2 separate regions of the Homo sapiens genome follow, and region 1 is linked to region 2. Evidence: read pairs that join two places in POLR2A ChIA-PET (ENCODE). Cell type or tissue: endothelial cell of umbilical vein. All regions are shown on one strand.

Region 1 (2,500 bases), 150 kb after region 2:
ATGCTAAGGTGACCCTGGGGTGGCTAAGGTGACCCAGGGATGCTAAGGTGATCCTGTGGTGGCTAACATGGCCCAGGGGTGGCTAAGGCGACCCAGGGAGGCTAAGGTGTCCCTGGGGTGGCTGGAGGGACCCACGGGTGGTGAAGGTGGCCCACAGGTAGCTCAGGTGGTACTATGCTAGCAGCAGAGGACAACTCAAACCTAGGGGGACTATCACCCTTGAAGGACAGCTCCATCCCCATTTACAGACTCTGGGAAACTTTTTAAATTCTTATGAGCTCTGAATATAAATTTGATACTAAACTGGAACATACATTGACAGGTATTTCTTTAAAGATTCTTAGGCATTATTTAAAAATAATGCTTTCTATAACTGGCTACTAAAAATAAAACAGAATGGCAATCCTTTGAAATATATTCTGTAAAACCACTACTACATATTTAGATCATGAGAGTATAGGCTAATTTTTTGCATTTTAACATAATTATTACCTATTTGGAATATTAAGCTTAAAACAATAGAATCATAAAATTATGTTACACAAAGACTACACAGCAAAGTCACAACTTTTTTTTTTGAGACAGGGTCTCGCTCTGTCGCCCAGGCTGGAGTGCATTGGCACAATCTTGGCTCATTGCCACCCGTCTCCTGGGATCAAGCAATTCTCCCACCTCAGCCTCTCGAGTAGCTGGGACTACAGGCATGTGCCACCATGCCTGGCTAATTTATTTTTACTTTTATTTTTTGTACAGACAGGGGTTCACCATGTTACCCAGACTGGTCTCAAACTCCTGGGCTTAAGCAATCCTCCTGTCTCAGCCTCCCAAAGTTCTAGGATTATAGGCTTGAGCACCACACCTGGCCACAATTTTTAGAATTGCAAAAGATGTACAAAACTTCTCATTCCATAACACAATCAGCCCCTTCCGCAGACTTAATTTATTATATCAAATTTATAAATTACTTGATAAAATTTTATTTACAATTCAGATCACTCACTGAATTAAACCAGCTATAAGTATTCCATCTCATTGCTTCACAGGTCCTCTAAATGGTAAAAATGAAGCCAGGGAACAGAAAGCTTTCTGAAGGAAACTGGCTTCTGGACGCACACTGGAATGCACACACACATACACTCACGCACACACACACAGATGGTGTAAAGACAAGAGGTTTGTCCTGGTGGCCACCGCTCAGAACGCCACTGAGCCTCCTCCACTGAGTCTTAGAAGCGGCCCTACAGCACCATCTGCTGTTCTGCAGAGGTCACTCAACGCTCCACACCACAGCAACCAAGCCAGGAGCCACCCAGAAGCTACAAGGCATGGGCTGCCAGGGGCGGACCTGTACCTCACAGCCTGGTCTAGGTGCTCTGCTGAATACAAACCATCTGATGGGACATCAACATCAGACAAGGTCGCCCTGGGCCCTGATGGGTAGGACATCTGCACGGGGTAAGAGGAAACTTTTTGGGGTAAGAATATTCTCTACCTCAGCTGCTTGGTGGTGTGGCACTGGCATACATTTGTCAGAATATATTAGAGTGCACACTTTAGAAGAATGATTTTTGGCTGGGTTGAGGTGGGTGGATCACCCGAGGTCAGGAGTTTGAGACTAGCCTGGCCAACATGGCAACACCCCATCTCTACTAAAAATACAAAATTAGCCGGGCATGGTGGCGGGCGCCTGTAATCCCAGCTACTAGGGAGGCTGAGGCAGGAGAATCGCTTGAGCCTGGAAGGCAGAGGTTGCAGTGAGTAGAGATCATGCCATTGCACTCCAGCCTGGGTGACAAGAGCGAAACTCTGTGTCAAAAAAAAAAAAAAAAAAAAAAAAAAAGAGTTTTATTGTCTGTACATTTTACCTCAGTAAATCCAATTTTAAAAAAATCAAGAGATCCCAGAAGAAAACAAATTCTATAAGAAAGGTAAGTCTCAATTTGAAATAAAATAGAAAATACACATATTTCAAGAAGAATGAATTAAATGGGTTCCAAGAAACAGAATGAATAAGCTGGAAAAGGCTGGCGATAGCATAAGAAAGGCAGTGGTCCCTCTCAACAAGAGAACACGGAGAGGCAGAAGTGCTGATGCTCAGGGCCCACGGGCGCACGCGGCCCCACACTACCACTCACCACGCTCGCTGCGCCCGACAGGCACCTTCCCTGCCCCACGTGACAGAGGAGGAAGCTGAGCATGGGAGTTGAGACACTTGCTCGACCGCTGGATCCAAACTCAACTCCATTCCCCACTCTGCTCTACCACTCCATGCCAGGCAAGAATATGGGAAAAAGAGAAAACGGAGCCAAAAAATCAAGGAAACCAGGAGAAAGAGAAAACGGAACCAAAAAAATCAAGGAAATCAGGAAAAAGAGAAAACAGAACCAAAAAATCAAGTATACCAAATCCAAGTATAAAGCAAATTAAACTGTGGCATGACTTTCAGCAATCGTCATAATAATATAAGTGCCATTTATGAATTTGGAACTTTGATTGAACC
Region 2 (2,500 bases):
GATGTGACAACTGGCTACGTATTTGAAAAAGAAAACGTTAGACCCGTATCTCACACAACCCCAAACAAAATTCCCGCGGATTAAAGGGCTAACCACCTGTGATGGAGTGAATGCTGATGTGTCCCCCCAAAATTCCTGTGTTGAAGCCTCACCCCCAGTGACACGGTATCAGGAGAGGGAGCCTTCGTTACGTTAGCCAGGAATCCCACCCTCACCAGGAACCTGACCATGCTACACGGTGATCCAAGACTCCCAACCTCCAGAACCGTGGGAAGTAAGTTTCTGCTGTTTAAGCCCCACAGTCTATGTTATTTTGTTCTCAGCCCCGGCTGACGAGAACGCCATTAGAACATCAGAAGCCACAGCCATAGAAGGACAGACGAGACGCTGAAGTTTGTTTTAACCGTCTTGCCATAAGAAATACCCTATAAGTCACATCTGAGACTCAGGCGTCCTAAGAAAGGGGGGTGTGGACACTGCCCCCAGCACCTCTTGTGGCCGGGCTGGGTGACAGGCACACAGGAACTCATGGCACTCGTCTCATAACCATTGTTCACATTAAACGTGCACCAAAATTTACAACAGAACACCATCGACAAAGCTAAAAGGCAGGCAATGGATGGAAGAAACCATTTCCAAACTACCAACATGGTGTCCCAACAGGAAAAGACTAACTACTGGGCAAAAGATGCGGTTAAACAAGTCACAGAAGAACCCACAGGTACCGCTCCTGCAGAAGCTGGCGACTCTGCCGACACCGTCAGCATGACGCAGAGGGGTCTCCTCCCCACACCCACAGCTCCGCGCATCCTCCCCTGTGGGCCCGAGGTGGGCGTGTACTGATTCATCCCCACCTCTGTCTGCTCCTGAGAGCAGCGCCCTTCACATCTGCGTCCTAGGCCCCACTAAACGCAGGACACGGAGGCCCTCGCAAACTTCTCGAATGAATGAACGAATGAAGGTCGTTTTCAAGACCTCTGGCCCTTCCCCTCTTAGAATCTCTAAATCTCACACTTGCACTTGCTCTGGAGGGGATGAAACAGACACTGCCAGGGCCCGGAGGTTTACGATGTTTATGCTGAGGCCCAGGGAGCTATGCGGGCTCAGGATCCATGTGGATTTGTTACCCTGAACTCAGCGGTCAGGGCCTGCTGGTGAATCAGCAAAACCTCCGGCTGTGCTTCATTCCAGGGAGGAAACCCAGCAGCCCCGTCCCCGTCTGCATTTCCGCTGACGCTATCACTGGAGAGGGAGACGAGGAGTCCTTGAAACCAGCCCTCCGAACATAAATAAGCAGCCGGGTTCAGTGAAGCACATGACGCAGGCTTCACCTCTGCCAGCGTTTCCATCCCAGAAAGTCCTGCGGGACAGATTCTCACAGTCCCCAGTGAGCCCCATCCATGACCCCTGCTCGCCCCCCACGTTTCCCAGATGACGGCAGCTGGAGAGCCTTCCTCCGACAGCGGCCCCAGGCCACGGAGAGGCGGCCCCGCAGAGAGCGGATGTTTGTGAAGCTCCTCTTGGAGGGAAAGCTGCCCCCAACGCTGAACACTCCCGTCTCAAGGCACAGACAGGGGAGCGGTCACAAGCCGGCCAGTCCCTTTTACAGCCAAAATCGGGGGCTCAGAACATTCTTTAATGATTTCCGAGCCACCGAGTGCACTGGGCGGCCCCGTCTCTGTTTTCATTCCCTGAGATGTGGTGCTTTCTCTCCTGGAGCCCCGTGTTGGGGACGCTTCAACCGCAGGCCTTGCCTCCCTCCCACAGTGCTGAGGAAGGACAGGCCCTCCCTTCCCCAGGAAAGGCCAGGCTGGAGGAGCCCAGGTGTGGGGGGAAGTTCTGAGCTGGCATTGTCACCCCCGGGTCTAGTATCCCCACAGAGTGGACCCTGGCCCTGAGCCCAGGCTGTGCCTCCCCTATGTGCAGCCGCTGGGATGTGTCCAGGGCAGCACAGGAGGCAGGTGCCCAGGTACTCCCCTAGGCAGAAGCCTCGGGTTCTGTTCCAGGGCAGGTGGGCTGGCGTGGCCCTCGGGAGCACAGAGCCCTGACTGTAGCCCCCCAGATCCCCACAGGCACCGGCCAGTCTCACCCAGGAGGGCAGGCCCTGCTGTGCTGCAGGCCCCCCGGGGCGCTGGTCCCCTCCCCCATGCTGACCACACGTGGCTTCCTTGGGATCAGCGCACCCCCAGGAAACCCTGGGCGCCTTCACGACTTGGTCACTTGGTGACCTGGGACCCTCGGGCGCCTGCTCCGTGCACAGAGCTGGCCAGGCTGTCCGTAGGGAAGTGTTGACTGGGGGCCCCAAGGCTCCTGCTAAGAAATCCTTCTGAGCACGGCCTCTGGCTCTGGAGAACCAGAACTCCCTGCCCTGCCACTGACTCACAAAGTTGTCCCCTCCCTGTGCACTTCCAGGCACAAAAGCCAGGATTTGATTACTGGGGAACCGCAACGTGCAGGGGTGGAACTCCGCAATGAGTCCAGAAACTCCAAACACGTGAAC

What was found. ChIA-PET counts read pairs that join two places held together with the same protein. Peaks named below come from ENCODE experiments on the same cell type or tissue, not always from the same donor. Only the 100,000 strongest peaks of a DNase experiment are listed, where the experiment ranks them.
Region 1: POLR2A ChIA-PET joins it to region 2 with 5 read pairs; 10 of 35 experiments call an interaction of 5 or more read pairs at or near these places.

The regions. Positions count from the first base shown.
Region 1 is chr21:45,139,274-45,141,773 of GRCh38, reverse strand. The region is part of intron 2 of ADARB1 (adenosine deaminase RNA specific B1); the gene reads right to left. Among named protein-coding and RNA genes, the nearest start is that of ADARB1, 66 kb to the right of the region's middle. In endothelial cell of umbilical vein, a CTCF peak has its summit at 1,239; a DNase peak (open chromatin) is centred at 1,213.
Region 2 is chr21:45,293,535-45,296,034 of GRCh38, reverse strand. LINC00205 (long intergenic non-protein coding RNA 205) reads right to left here. Exons shown (of 3, transcript NR_026943.1): 3 at 1-2,500. Among named protein-coding and RNA genes, the nearest start is that of LINC00205, 6.7 kb to the right of the region's middle. RefSeq lists an enhancer at 1,323-1,829. In endothelial cell of umbilical vein, no CTCF peak of the experiment used is centred here; a DNase peak (open chromatin) is centred at 1,254; H3K27ac peaks cover 2,500 bases.